2 separate regions of the Homo sapiens genome follow, and region 2 is linked to region 1. A link is a loop called in an ENCODE intact Hi-C map of the cell type or tissue named here. Cell type or tissue: heart left ventricle. All regions are shown on one strand. Links, peaks and the distances in the headings refer to the core of each region. The heading gives the core; the rest is flanking DNA.

Region 1 (7,980 bases), core at 1,459-5,458:
GTATTTTTGTAGACAATGCTTATTTAATTTTGATTTCAGAATTGTTTTGTGGTACATCTCATTCTGATACATGGTTGTTTAAAATTCATGTCAATGTCTACGTAATTTAAAAATGAATTGATAACATTTGGAAACAGAAGAACCTTAAAGGAAAGGAAGAACTAATGGTGAGAGAAAAGAATTGAGGGCACATTAATACCAGTCATCTGCACATGAAATATCAGTTGTTGACTGGGCGCGGTGGCTCACACCTGTAATCCCAGCACTTTGGGAGGCCAAGGTGGGTGGATCACCTGAGGTGGGGAGTTCCAGACCAGCCTGACCAACACGGAGAAACCCCATCTCTACTAAAATTACAAAATTAGCCGGGCGCGGTGGTGGTGCATGCCTGTAATCCCAGCTACTCAGGAGGCTGAGGCAGGAGAATCGTTTGAACCCAGGAGGCGGAGGTTGCAGTGAGCCAAGATCACGCCACTGCACTCCAGCCTGGGCAACGAGAGCAAAACCCTGTCTCAAAAAAAAGAAAAGAAAAGAAAAGAAATATCAGGTGTCTTTTCTGGGTGCATTTCTCTGCCGAATCATCATGAATCAGCAGCACTCATGGTGCAAAGGGCACTGAACACAGAGTGCCCGACAACACCATTGGTGGCTGTGGCTTTCAAGGTCCTGCCCTGCTAGTGGCTATTTGACCTTAGCCAAGTCACGGGTCTTGTTGAGGTTCCATTTCTTCATCTGTGAAATGGGCAAAGATTCCCTCCAACTCAAAAATTTTATGATCTGTGGTGTGATTTATGTGACTAAAATTCTCTGCCTGGGAATAACTATACTAGTGACAGAACTGAGCTTTTCTGTGGTGAAGGATGGGTGATGGGTTGCCTTCACCTATTTCCAGTGAACACTGGCTGTCCTCCTTGTTAACTCCCAGATGGCAACTTCCGATTAATTGGCCTTGCCTCCTTGTCTATAAAGTGTTCTCTGGTGTGTTTCATCCTCCACTCTCCCCAGTGTTCTATGCAGTATTTAAATCTTTCAGAAGTTATCTTCTTTAAGAAAAACTTATTGGAAAAAAAAACAGATGGAAGAAGAAGTCATAGATTAAGAGGCTTACAAGATATCTCAACCAATCACCATGTGTTAACCTTATTTGTATCCTGATTCAAACAAGCTGATTGTAAATATAAAAAACAGTGACATGTAAGAGACGATTGGAAGTTTGAACACTTGGTAGATGTTGGATCTTAATTTATTGGTCATTATTTTAGGTGTCATAATGGTATGATAGCTATGTTTTTAAAAGAATCCTTATCTTTTAGGGGCACATACCGAAATATTTGCAGATGAGGATGATGTGATTCTGGTGGGCAGCCAATGAGTGGGGATACAGAGGAAGCAAGTTTGACCCTGAATTGATAATCACTGGAGCAGAATGACGGGGACACAGAGGTTAGTGATACTACTGGGTCTGTTTTTGTGTAAGTCTGATAGGTTCCATCAAAAGAAGTGTAAAATAACCAAAAGGCTTAACGGGGACTCATCCTTGCCAGCACATTTGCCGAGGAGTGGGCAAGTGCTGCCTGTCGCAGTTGTATAATCGCTGGGGGTAAATGTGGAAGTTCGTCAATCAGCAAGGCCGTAGTGGGGGCTGACTGGCAGCAAGCCCAGCGCTGCGTGGCTGTCATCTTGCCTCGAGGCCCATTTGCCCTCTATAAATAACAGTCTATATGAATGCTTTACTATTTTAACACACATGGGCCACAGCTGCTGAGCACGTTTGTTTACGTAGCTATGAAACCTTCTGTAAACACCACTATCTCAAAATCGCCCATGTGTCAGGAACATAAACGGCCCCCTTTAAAAATATATCTGCAGATGAGACACAGCCAACTCCTAGATGTCTGAGTGGCTGGTGTCAGAATTTTCCAGGGTTTGATTCATTTTCAAAAATAGAACCACATGACTGGAAGGTTCTTGAAAGGTCGCCTGGCATGTCCCTCCTGACTTCAGGCGGGACCAGGCCAAAGCCATTCACAAAGGACTCGGGGCTGTTCTGCGTGGGCATGGGTCTGTCTTTTGTGCAGTCCCTTCAAGGCCATGAAAGGGGGGCTCGCTTCCAGCCTTCAAGGAGCCCACTTTCGTTTTCTAAAAATGGAACCTGACCCTGCAATGCGGCTGGCATTGGAAGGCAGTGCATCCACAGAGCACCACTCGCCTGCACCGGGCCTGAGCTCCCAGCAGACGGAAGGACCCAGGTGGCCTCCTGTGGGACAACTCCGGTCTCCGGAAAACACCACGCTGGGATCATCCTGTGCCCAGGATGCCTGCTTCCTAACAGGGAAGAGGGCACCGCGTGAAGGTGGCCATGTGGGCCTTCCCTCCTCCCTGGAAGAGGCCTGCTCGTGGAGACCACTGAGCACAGCAGGTTAAGGTCAACTGCGACATTGTTGAAAGAAGTGATGAGCGCAGGGGAAGCTGTTTTGTGTCAGCTTGCTATTATCACGGCTCCTGATTTCCAGTCCAGCACTACAATGAATAATTAGATCCCTGTGAATTTGTTTTCCTCGAGTGTGCATTTGGTCCACATTTTTTTTTCCTGTGGTTTTGAGAGATTGAAGCATTTTTCTCCCCTAAGGGCCTGTTTAATGCCCATAAATCCTAATTGAGCTTTTCATTCACAAAGAAACAGTATCCTGCTGAAGCGTAAGAGAGCAGCTGTGCTGGGGGTACTGAGTTGTATGATTCCCCTGAGGAAAAGACCAAGACACTTCCAGTTTCCAGACACCTCCAGAACTTTCTAGAACCCCCCCCCCAAGTCTAGAAATTAGAAGACTATTTTTTAAAAGAAAATGAGTAGCAGTTGCCTTTTCCCAGGGATGGGGTGAGCGTTTGGATTGATTTTGCTGGTAATTACTCAGATTTCTCTATGAAAGCTGTAGAAAGGCCATAGGGTGCTCAGAGGCAAGTATCACTGTTAATTACCAAGAAAACCATATTCCTCCCTTTGGAAAGGCTCACTCATTACCAGCTGTCATCAGAAAGCCAGGGCCTGCCCCAGGGAGAATTCTGACTCAGGGACATCACAAAGATAATTTGCTTATTCCAGATTCATTTATTTTACAGAGATTGGGCTCTGGTTTGAGGGAACACAAAGCTTAACTCCCACAATTTAAAGCTCAGACTAGCATCAGTAACCAGAGGGTACGTCTCCAGTGGTTTTTGCTTCTTGAGCTTGGAGACACTGCCCTCTCTCATGTCCTCTTGGGGGAATTTATGGTGAAAAGGGAAAAGAAAAACTGCATCCTGAGTGGTCAGTTCATAGTGTCAGAGGCTGTAGCTCTGTGGCCGCTAGGGGGATCCAGAGTCCCTGTGCTCAGCTGAGGTTGGGGAAGTTTCTGGTCTGTAGGAAAGTGACAGCTCCCTGTTTGAATTATTTCTCTTTCCTCCCTCCTCCCCAGCCTCCCCTCCTCCTCTCTCCCTCCTCCCTTTCTCTTCCCTCCCTCCTCCCCTTCTCCTCCTCTCCTTCCTCCCTTTCTCTTCCCTCCCTCCTCCTCCCTCCCTCCTCCCCTTCTCCTCCTCTTCTTCCTCCCTTTCTCTTCCCTCCCTCCTCCCCTCCTCCTCTCTCCCTCCTCTTCCCTCCCTCCTCCCCTTCTCCTCCTCTCCTTCCTCCCTTTCTCTTCCCTCCTTCCTCCCCTTCTCCTCCTCTCCTTCCTCCCTTTCTCTTCCCTCCTTCCTCCCCTTCTCCTCCTCTCCTTCCTCCCCTTCCTCCTCCCCTGCCTTCCCTTCTACTTCTCCCTTCTATCTCCCTTCCTCCTCCCCACCCAACTATTGCCACACAAATGCACCCCCAAATCAGGCTCAAGGTACAGATAGTCCTGTTAACACCTGGAGCACTTATGTCTTATTTTGCAACAGTGACTTTTGTTATTCTTTAAAGCTACTTTCCGATTAGGTTCCTGTGCCTTTTGTTCTATGGAAAGGAGACCGCTCCTACCATTGAGCTCCATGCAAAGCCCTTTACTCACGTTTTCACTGTTTGCTGCATTTAAAAACCCTATAGCAAAAGTTTCACACCACCACCGTAAAAGAAATTTGTGAGAGGTTGTGACCTTGCCTGTTGGGTACAGGGAGGTAGAAACATGGGACCCATGGCTTTTCCCTAAAAGGGATCACAGGATTAAGTTACTTGTCACAGGTTGATGAAGAACATGGGGCCAGCCTGCTGGTCATGCAATTTCAGACAATATAAACCACCTGAATCTCAAGCTGAAGACTTAAAAGCGTAAAAGGGCTGATGGTATCAGGAAAAAGGACCCCAAAGACACTATTACTACCTCAAAGAACAATAAAGACCTTAATGAATTAGGGTTCTGGTTTATACTTTCCCCGTGAGGCACTATGGTTATCTTGAGTCCTAGCTGATGGCTCTGTTTTGGGGGATGTTACATACAAACATGGGCAGAACCTGCTTTGCTGTTGGGATGTGTAACGTGCAAATTTCAGACATGAGCGAAGACGTCAGTAAAAACAGACCATTTTCTCTATTTCCTGAACAGATCATCTTCCCTAAAACATCCCAATGATTAGCCATTAACAGCAGGAGGGCCGGCGGGATTAAGATGAATGGATCTTCAACTTTTTTCTTTTCTGCTAGAGTTATTTACTGTGTCTGCAGCTTTATACTTACTGGGAGCTCAGCAGGTTGAATGTGGAGAGATACTAGGCACTCACTTCATACAAAAGAAAAACCAATGCTATAGGCCTTATAAATGACTCTCAAAGAATGGGTGAAATTGCATTTTTATTAAAGCAGTTTGTCAGGCTTCCTTTGAAAGGCTTAACTTCCTCCTTCTAACTTGGTAACAAATAACCTCAAGTATTTAAATTAGCAATGTTTTAAGGCCATTTAAAACATGCTTTAGAGACAGATCAGAGTTTAATTTAGGTAAATATTTGGAGACTTAAAATATATTACATGGTGATTTTTCATTGTTCATTAATTTATTTTCCAAAGGGCTTTAAAAAACTAAATGGTTAGGCTTCTTGGTGGATATACTTCAGGTGAGACATGTAGGCATACTATGTCATGAAGCAAGGGGATGTTGTCAATATTGAGTGAGGTTCAGTATTCTAGATCTTGTAATAGATAAGAACATCAGGTCCAGTTTAAAATGAGCATCTATCCCACAGCCATCCCAGGATAGAACACATCTTACCTGTGGCTTCCACCATTCCTTCTAGGATGACCACAATTTCCAGTTCCTCTTTGGGCAGCTGGGCTTTGGAGATCTCCCAGAAAGGACTCTGTTGGTTAATTTCATGGCTAATGATCAGCGGTGACACCAGAAACAGACGGTCATCCCCCGTGTAATACCCTACGTTGATATCCGTCTGGTTCAACGGGATGAACTCCCCCTCCGAGGTCTGTTTGGATTTGATCAACTTGGCTCTGATGGAAGCCTCCACAATGTGGGAATTCCTAAGGTCCCCTACCCGGAACATCAGGCACAGTTTCCCATCCCGCATGGAGATCACTGCATGGGTGGAAAAGACCAGGGTCTCTGCCCTCTTCTTGGGTTGAGAGATTTTTACAAACATGCATCCCACCATGAATGCATTGACAATGGACCCCAACACAGATTGGATTAAGAGAAGAATAATTCCCTCTGGGCATTTATCTGTGATGACCCGGTAGCCATAACCAATGGTGGTTTCTGTCTCTATTGAGAATAAAAAAGCAGAGACGAACCCGTTGAGGTTGGTAACACAAGGAGTCCAGGAGGGGTCCTCTATGTGGTCCATGTCTCCCCGTATGTATGCGATCAACCACCAGATCATTCCAAAAAAGAGCCAGGTCACTGTGTAAACCATGACAAAAATCAATAGGTTGAATCTCCACTTCAGGTCCACTAATGTGGTGAAGATATCGGTCAGGTAGCGATAGGTCTCCCTCACGTTGCCGTGATGAACATTGCACTTTCCGTCTTTCCTCACGTACCTCTGGATTTTCCTTTTGGTCCGATCTCGGCTGATGTGTCTTGGCAGGTCATCCCTGGCCTGCTTAGGCAACTTTGGCTGGTGAATGGCCACTGGGCTTTCGACGTCCTGATCCATGGAGTCGCCCTCCAGGACGTTAGCTGGTGGTTTGGAGAAAAGAAAAGAAACACTGAATGAAAGGCTGGCTCTTTGAGGACAATGGAACGGCACACTTTGTATGGGCTGGTGAAACCAAATACCATTTGTGTAGCTATAAACAAAGTAGACAAAGCCATTTTTATTCCACACCATCTGGATAGGCCTCTAGTTGACTTGGACTTCTGTGCTCTTCGATCTAGTTTGTGTAAGTACTTCACCATCCTGCCCACCAGGACGGAGCTTATTGCTGCAAAATTGTGTCCCTGCCAGCAGGTTCTACTGAGTCAGCTCTCACAGAGGGATGCCTCCCAACTCTGAGATGCTGTGGCATGGGAGAGGCAGTAAGCTCTGATGAAGGAGTCCTCTTTAGATTCAGACAGGCTTAGCTCTACTACTTAGCAACTCTTAGTGGGCTCTTGGCCATGATATCTGTTATGGACTGTATTGTGTCCTCACCAAATCCATATGGGGCTTGAGCCCCAACCCCTAAGGTGACAGTATTGGGAGATAAGGCCTTTAAGGAGATAGTTAAAGGTTATATGAGGCCATAGGGTTGGGGCTCCAATCTAATAGGACTGGTATCCTTATGCGAAGAGGGAGAGACACCAGGGGTGCACACAAACAGAGGAAAAGCCATATGAGACACAGGGAGAAGGTGGCCATCTGCAAACCAAGGAGAGAGGGCTCCCAGAAACTAACCCTGCCAACACCTTGATCTTGAACTCCAGCCTCCAGAACGATGAGAAAATAAATGTCCATTGTTTAAGCCACCCATTCTGTGATATTTTATTATGGCAGCCTGAACTGACTTACAACACACTATCCAAATTCGTGAGCCTCAGTTTCCTCATTTACAAAATTGATCATGATACCCAACTCACAGTGTTGTTATAAGGTTAAACAAAACCATGTATGTGATCTGTGCCTGCATGTAACAGACTTGCAATCAATATTTTTTTGTAATAAATTGTTCCCTTGTCACTTTCCTTATGTTTAGGGCAAGAGTCTTGAACAAGCTCTTTGAACTATTGGCCAAATTTCAGGGTTTAAAAAACATTTCTGGTTTTTGTCGGTAAGTATGCATGCATTGTACTTTAATGGTTGATTCAATGCCAAGGTAAGTAAAAAAGGGTGGGGAAATGTTCTCTCTGTCTGTGTGCTTACATATTTGATTTGGTTTCTGCCTCCTCAACATTCAACATCTGTAATTTTAGCTTGTGGTTATTTTTTTTCTTTTAAAAAAGTTTAAATTTTTTTTTTTTTTTTTAGAGATAGGGTCTCGCTCTGCCACCCAGGCTAGAGTATAGTGGCACCATCATAGCTCTCTGCAGCCTTGATCTCCTGGGTTCAAGTGATCCTCCCACCTCAGCCTCCTGAGTAGGCACAGGAGGCTCAGGCTTATGTCACTATGCCTGGCCAATTATTTTATTTTCATGGAGACGGGGGTCTCACTATGTTGCTCAGACTGGTCTTGAACTCCTGGTCTCAAGCCATCCTCACACCTTGGCCTCCCAAAATGCTGGGATTACAAGCATGAGGCACCATGTCTAGTTATGTTGTTTCTTATGGCTTTCATGATTAATGCACTGGTTCACTCATTAGTTAATAATGCATTAGGAAAGCTCTCCTAAAACTTGAGTGCAGGGGAATTTTGGAACCGATTTCTGCTGTTTAAAAGCATATAATCCACTTATGAAATTATTTATTTGGCCAATAATACTAAAGTCTTCTACAAGTTTGGTAAGAAATTTCTTCCTCCAGACTTAAATTCTGTGTCGTTTGACTCTGCCATGTGTTTCCTTTATGGACACTCTGTTTTTAATCTTGGTTAAAGGACAAATGTCATCTCTC
Region 2 (7,980 bases), core at 2,191-6,190, 410 kb after region 1:
TTAAGCACCTACTGTGAGTAGATGATCTCCTGTCAAAGACAGTTAACAAATCCTCGGAATATTGCTTCATGTACAGTTATTGGAGATGAGTAACTTACATTCTCTTAATTGTAATGGTTCCTTGGAAAGTCATCGTGGAAAATGAAGGCTGGCTCATACATTTTCCCAGACAGGAATTTGGCTGCCAACAGGGAATTCTAAACAACTAAAAACTCCAGATGATGAATGCACAACATAATGATGGTTAAATTAAAAAAAAAAAAGAGCACGGTAATAAAATTTCCATGAAATATTTTGTGTAAGCGCAGATAATCAGTCATTTTCTTTATAGAATTCTTATTCGTAAATAATTTAGAATACTTTGTTCTTTATAATATATGATGGGCAACTATAGTATGATTCTTCTGAGTGACTCAGTTCTTTTTTTTTTTTCACATTTAATGACTTTGTTTCTCCTAAGTGAATGCACAGATAGTATATTAATCAGGGTTCTCTGGAAAAACCAGAACCAATTTATTATCAGGTACTGGTTCATGTGATTGTGGAGGCTGAGAAGCCCCATGATCTGCTCTCTGCAAGCTGGAGACCCAGGAAAGCTGATGAAAGTCAAAGGCCTAAGAGCTGGAGGGCCGATGGTATAGATTGCAGCCCAGGTCTAAAGGCCTGAGAACCAGAAGCACAGAGGGCAGAAGATCAATATTCCAGCTCAATCAGGCAAAGAGAAAAAGTCCTCCCTTCCTCTCCGTTTTTCTTCTATTCTGACCCTGGATGGACTGGATGAGGCCCAGCCACATTGAGGAGAGCCATCTGCTTTAATCAGTCCACCAACTCAGATCCTGATCTCTTCCAGAAACACCTTCACAGATACACCCAGAAATAACATTCAACCTGTTAGGAGTATCCCATGGCTCAGTCAAGTTGACACACAAAACTAACCATCACAGATACACATCAAAGTTAAATAATATTAACACAGACTTTGGCAAGCTGTATTTTAAAACACAGTAGGTTAGTGAGTCTGGTTTAAGAGCACTAGATGAAACCACATATAAGGATGTTTTTGACATTCTGTGTCTGACCCTTCAGACTCCCTGCCCTCCTCCCCACCATGTTCTGAACCCCAGAACACTGACCTCTACGAACAGCCCCACATGGGCTCTGTTACCCTCTGGCTTCCCATTGGCCCATGGAGGCACAGAGGAAGTTGGGGCAGGAGGACAGAATGGTTGAGGTACGGATGCTCGAGCTCTCAAGGCCACAAGTCGGCAGGGGCTACATTCCTGTGTGAAGCTCACTACCCCTCAGTCGTCTCCTCTAGCTCTCTGTGGGGTCCGGTGACCTCTCTCCTTACAGTCCCATTAGCCCTAGGGGAGGTAATGGCTCTCCAGGGAGTGCTGCCCATGGGTGTCTCAGTATCACTTGTTGGTTCCCATAGCCCCACCCACACCTGTGTAAATAGGCCTTCATTAACCTTAGCTCAGTTGCCTGGTTTGAGTGTACCATCTGTTTCCTGCCAGCACTCTGACTGATAACAGCATTTTTGATATAGGTCTCCATCACATGTATGTACCTTTGTGTCCTCTGTATTCCTCATTGATCAGGGTTATAAATTTTCTCTTCCTGTGACACTAAATTGCCCTTAATAAAGCTTATTGACCCTAAAAGTCAAAGGGGGCAAAATCAGAGCTAGTCTCAATTCCTTAAAGTGGACATTATACAGAAGGTTAGGAAATATTAAATACAAGTATTCACATATGTGTTCCCCCCGTCAAGCTAATAAACATATGTATGTGCTTTTTGAAAACCAGTGTAACCGCAGGTTGTCTCTTGTTCCTAGTAGGTGCTGATTAGAGCAATGAGTTCCAACTTGGCAGTTTTTGGAAACTGAACATGAGCTGTTAATGTCTCTGCATCAACTCGGGTTTCCTTTTGCTTTTGTTTAAATTGAAGTTTTTCACTTAATATAAGATTTAGAGATTTCTGTCTCAGAGCTCGCCAAGATTTGCTACTTTTGTCTACCCTTGTTTTTAATCTTAAAAATTTGGATTTACTTAATAATTCCAAGTATGAACATTAATGTTGCTTTTATCTTCCATTTTACTGCACAGGAGGAGGGGAACAGATACCAAACTACTGATTATTTTACTTCCATTGTTAATACACATGAGAATATAAGTCTTCTTGTGTACCTGGAACTTACAAAAATTGGTTTCAGCTACTCAGGAGGCTGAGGCAGGAGAATGGCGTGAACTCAGGAGGCGGAGCTTGCAGTGAGCCAAGATCGCACCACTACACTCCAGCCTGGGAGACAGAGCGAGACTCCGTCTCAAAAAAAAAAGGAAAAAAAATTGGTTTTTAAAAAATTACATAACATATGTAATTTTTAAAACATATGTTTTAAACATATGTAATTTTCAAAAAAAAATTGGTTTTTAAAAAATTACATAACATACTTATGTTAAAATATACATAACATAAAGTGTATCATTTTAACCATTTTTTAAGTGTACAGCCTAATGGCATTAAGTACATTTGCATTGTTGTGCAGCTATCCCTACCATCCACCTCCAGAACCTTTTTTTATCCTCCAAAATTGGAACTGTGTACCCATTACACAATAATGCCCCGTTCTCTTTTCCTGTAAGCCCCTGGCACCCACCATTCTGCTTTGCCTCTAGGAATTTGACTACTCTAGGTACTTCACATAGGTAGAATCATGCGGTATTTGTCCTTTTGTGACTGGCTTATTCCACTTACCATAATGTCTTCAAGGTTCATCCATGTTGTATTAATAGCATGTCTTGGAATTCCTTTCCGAAATTTCTAAGGCTGAATAATATTCCATTGTATGAACAGACCACATATTGTTTTTCTGTTCATCTGTTGATGCAAACTTGGGTTGCTTCTACCTTTTGGCTGTTGTGAATAATACTGCTGTGAATATAGGTGTACAAGTATTTATTCAATCTTTGCTTGCAGTTCTTTGAGCTATATATGCAAAAAATGGGATCCTGGATTATACAGCAATTCTATGTTTAATTCTGTGGAACCACCATATTCTTTTCTGTGGTGGCTGCACCATTTTATATTCCCAATAGCAGTGCGCAGAAGTTTTTCCACATCCTTGATAGCACTTGTTATTTTCTGTTTTTTGTTTTGTTCTGATTTATCTTTTGACATGGAACATTCTTATACATGGTTACACATCCATTATGGTGGTCTTCATCAAGTTAGAGGCTGCAAAGCATCCATATCATTCATTCTTCTAGGGTTAAAGGCATTTGTAAAATATCAAATTCAATAACACTGCTAAATGTCTTAAACTTTGTGTGTGGGAGGGCGTAACTACTGGATTTTATAAGTGCTTATTACACTTGAAGATGACAGATTTCTTTTCTATTGAACATTTTAAAGAACAATTTAGTTCATCCCAACTGATATTTTCTGAAGGCCGCTATGTACCAGGTTCTGTTACAGGTGAATGGACCCATCAGTGAACAAAACCTTAAAAAAATTACAAATCATTTGGAAATCCACTATTACAGTGGCTTCTTCAGGGATGATACTGTTTTCCAATATGCTACCTAGGAAATGTGCTTCTTTCCAAACTCACTGTTATGTCTCAAGCGATTAGTTCATGGCTCAGAAGAAACATAAGTGAGAGGTGCTCCTTCTACAGCCCTTACTTTGTGCTTGTTTCTGGCACTCACCACTTTCGACCTTGTCATTCGTGTGCTTGTTTTATTTTCTTACAAGACTTTGAGTTTCTTGACAGGATTTCATCTGTATTTGATTTTCTACAATTATCTGCAGCATTTTGCATATAAGCATTAAAAAGATTTATTTCATTTGCTGAATAATAATGAACATGGCTGTTTTGTATTCTTTTTATGAGATGGTCAGTCACATGCAGCCACGGAGGAGACACAGGGGAGGCTCAGGAAGACAGAGTATTATACTCACAGGTCCTACAAAGAGGAGGCACGCCATGCCACGCAGGACCACACGGGAAAAAACACCAGAGTGGTCAGGAGGCAGGAGGCAGGAGCTCAGGAAATCATTCAACCTTTACTGAGGTTTCGCGGGAAAGGCAGGTGAGCAGCTTAGGATGGGCTAGTTTGAATCATCCTGGTGGGCTCTAAGCTCTAGGGATGGCCCTAGTTGTCTAGTACCCAGCTCTGGAATGGTTAAGGCAGAAATTTTAAAAAATGAAAATTTAAAAAATATATATGTGTACAATATCATACACACATATATACAAAATAATACACATATATATTGTGTTTGTGTGTACACACACACACACACACACACACACGTGACAACTTCATGCTAGGGAGAATGGTGATTCTAGACATCCTGAACTCCAGAATGATGGTGAAATAGGTAATGCAAGTCACCTCCCCACCTGCTCCTGACTCGGTCGGCTCCCTCGGTGGGTGAGAGGGTTGTTGGTCTGCCCTTTGGCGCCCTCTAGGTGAGAACACTGCATAGGCCATTCTGGTCTCATTGCTGCAGTTTGTACTTTTCATAGGAAAAAATTAGCAAGCTGACCTCTGTTTTGGAATGCCTCAGAAGCTAGAATAGAAGCCCACTCACTCTCCTACAGCACCCCTTTATCCCCACACACCTGTCTTTGCTAGGTAATAAGCAGATGCGGCTTGCAGACACAAAGCGTGAATACGATTAGTAAATTCACCTTGTGAAATGCAGCTCCACCTTCCTCTAATTTGGCCTTAGGGGTTGTTTTGCTATTTTTATGAGTCTGTATGTAATTAGCCACAATTAAAATCTGAAGTCTCTAAGTATTTTCACAGTCCAATTTCATCTGAGGCAATGAAAAATAAATAACTCACAGTGACTTTATTACTTCTGTTTCTCAGATTTGGGGAAGCAGAATAGTGAAGTGGGTCTCTTCACACATCCACAGGACAGGTAGGATTCGCAGGGGCTTGAAAGTCCCATAACTCAAGTGCATTTCACCTGTACTGTCAACACTGTCTATGGGCAAGACTTAAGGCAGCAACGTCCAGCAATTCTTTGTGTGCGAGGATCTCATTTCATCCTTCTTCCAGGGAGGAGAGGGGTGAGAAAAAATGACTCCCAAACCTCTTGTTACCATCCTGTCTCCACTTCTGAGCTCTGTCATTGTTTATGTCATTTGTATTCCAGATTCCAAAAGGATATGAAAGATCTGCCTGAGATCTAGTAGCATATTTCCAGCTGGCTCTTGGGAATCAAGAATATATACAAAGCATTGTTGACAACAAATGTTTATTTACTCTGAAGATGGTTTCCCCTTCTGTGTGAGTCAGGGTTCTGCAGAGAAACAGAACCAATGGGATATACATAGTGCTGTGGTTTGAATGTGTCCCCTCCAAATTTCATGTTGAAACTTAATCCGTATTGAGGTGATATTAAAAAGTGGAGCCTTTTGGGAAGTGATTAAGCCATGATGGCTCCACCATCATGAATAGATGAGTGCCTTATAAAAGGGCTGGAAAGAAATGGATTAGGCCCTTTTGCCCTTCAGCCTTCTGTCACATAAGGATACCATCAAAAAACACCACTGATGGAGCATTCCCTCACTAGATATGGAACCAGCCAGCCTTGATCTTGGACTTTCCGGACTCCAGACCTGTGGGAAATAAACATTCTGGTCTTTATAAACTACCTCGTCTTAGGTGTTTTGTTAGAGCAGCACAAACAGACAGGACAGAAATACATGTAGGAGGAGACTGGCTTATTTGATTACAGAGAGCAAGGAGTCCCACCATCTGCTATCTGCAAGCTGGAGAACCAGGAAAGCTGAGGGTTCAATTTAGTCTGAGTCTGAAGGCTTGGCAACCAAGGGAGCTGCTGGTCTAAGTCCCGGAGTCCAAAGGCCCAGAACCAGTAGCTCTGATGTCTGGGGGCCGAGGAAGATGAATGGACCAGTTCAAAAAGAGAGAGACAGAGAAGTCCTCCTCCCTCCACTTTTTTGGTCTATTCAGACCCTCAATCAATTAGATGATGCCTGTCCACACTGGTGATGGTGGATCTTCTGATTCAAATGTGAATCTCTTTAACCATCATAGCTTCTAAGTTCCCACCTTTCTTCCATCCTTGCCCCATCCCTTCTTCTCTAACCTCACCTTGTCCTCCCTTACCTCTATCCTTTCCTCTCTCTCCTGCATACATTTTGTGGAAAGCCTATGTATTAAGGGTAGACACAAGGCAAAATTGTTTCTCTGTTCATGGAACTTAGATACTACTGCACCAGCTACTGGAGAAAGTATTATGCACTTGCCAAGTAATACACAGGATTTTTGTCACTTATAAACACAACAAAGCTCAAAATCTACCATCATCATATTCTCCTTCTTGTCACTCAAAGTCACATCAAGAGGATGAATTGATTTTGTCCTCAGGACACCTTGTCATGTCTCCCAACTTTCCTATATAACTGATGGTTGTTACTCCAGACTTTTATTAGATTATCTTCAGTGTTGTGGGTTGAAATGCATCTTCCAAAAGATATGTTCAAGTCCTAACCCTGGGAATGGGACCTTATTTGGAAATAGGGTCTTTGTAGATATCATCAAGTAATGAGGTCTTACTGGAGTAGGGTGAGCCCTAATGCAATGACTGGTATATTTATAAGAAGAGGAAGATTTAGACACAGACACACAGGGGGAGAAGGCCATGTGATGATTGAAGCAGAGTTGGAGTGTCTACAAGTCAAGCAATGCCAGCAATCACCAGAAGCTAGGCGGGAGGCACCCAACAGACTCTCCCTCACACCCCCCAGAAGGAACCAACCCTGCAAATGCTTTCATATAGAAGGCCTCTCCAGAACTGTGAAGGACTTTCTCCTGTTTCAAGCCACCCAGTTAGTGGTGATTTGTTAAGGCAGCCCTAGGAAACTGGTACACCCAGTCAGTGCAATAACTTTCAAATAGTTCTGCTTGCCTCCAACACTCACACTCCATGTGTTCCCATCCTTGATTACTGTGGCATTCTGCACATGGCACTCAAAGCTGGGTCAATGTGAGCCAAGAGAACTCAGGAAAGGAGAGACATAAGAGAGAAGAAGACCCTGGAGAGAGAGGTTTTGAGACTGGAAAGTAATCATATAAGCCATTGGATACTTGCAGAAATCTTGGGGTGGTCGCTGAACTTCCCCCAGAGCATGGGATGGGGGAATTCAAAGGACAGAGAGGCTTCTGTTGCCTTCTGCATGATGTATAAGAAATCTCATTGAATCCTCTCTGCCACTGCATGGGCTGGAACTACTACCTGCACATACAGTTAGGAAGCTGAGGCTCTGTGGGGTTATCTCTTGCTTAAGAATGACCGACTGGACTGACAAAGTTCAGCCATAGAATTAGAGCCCAAGATATCCTGCTCTATAATGAGTATTCTTCCTTACCACCCTTATATCTCTAAATCAACAAACTGGGTTATTTGTTTCTCTTGGCCCTGACTTGCTATTTACCTATCTGGATTTCCTTCTCTTTCCCTCTGCACCTGGTCAAAAGCTGCTCATCCTTCAAAGTCCAGTTTAAATTTAATTGTCTCTATATAAATGTTCCTGAGCACCTTAGCCTGAAGAGACATGAATCAGTCCCACTGAACAAGACTAACTGACATGCATATAATTTAATTTGCACAATTGAACACCTGCTGTGTTGTTTCTTCAATTATGGGCTTGGTCTCTTTGCATCTTTTGTTCTGAGTTATTTTTTTCACACTGTTGTAAGCTCCTTGGGCAGAGTCCATAATTTATACATCTTTGTATACCTAGTGGGTCTCAGAACAGTTCCTTGCACACACAAAAAATGAGGCAAAATGAAGTCAGATGTCTTGGTTCTCAATACAGTCATCTGTTCTGGAGTTGTTAAGTGTAGGATATCGAATGCTTTTCTTAAACTTCCTGGTCTCTGTCTCCTCTTCTTTGACAGTAGGGGTTTGAACCAGCGAATGTCAGTTTCCTTCAGC

Evidence for each region. A loop is a pair of places that touch in the nucleus more often than their neighbours do. Peaks named below come from ENCODE experiments on the same cell type or tissue, not always from the same donor. Only the 100,000 strongest peaks of a DNase experiment are listed, where the experiment ranks them.
Region 2: it touches region 1 in a loop (11-fold over the local background); 67 of 110 quality-filtered maps call a loop at or near these places.

What each region holds. Positions count from the first base shown.
Region 1 is chr21:37,709,001-37,716,980 of GRCh38, forward strand. KCNJ6 (potassium inwardly rectifying channel subfamily J member 6) reads right to left here. Exons shown (of 4, transcript NM_002240.5): 3 at 5,211-6,131. It overlaps KCNJ6-AS1 (KCNJ6 antisense RNA 1), which reads left to right. Exons shown (of 8, transcript NR_183540.1): 3 at 1,314-1,443; 4 at 5,236-7,201. Among named protein-coding and RNA genes, the nearest start is that of KCNJ6-AS1, 190 kb to the left of the region's middle. RefSeq lists a silencer at 3,333-3,382. In heart left ventricle, for the core only: a CTCF peak has its summit at 3,329 (motif pointing right); DNase peaks (open chromatin) are centred at 2,309 and 3,341; H3K27ac peaks cover 1,234 bases.
Region 2 is chr21:38,122,399-38,130,378 of GRCh38, forward strand. DSCR8 (Down syndrome critical region 8) reads left to right here. Exons shown (of 3, transcript NR_026842.1): 2 at 1-13. Among named protein-coding and RNA genes, the nearest start is that of DSCR8, 4.9 kb to the left of the region's middle. In heart left ventricle, for the core only: a CTCF peak has its summit at 4,483; a DNase peak (open chromatin) is centred at 4,453.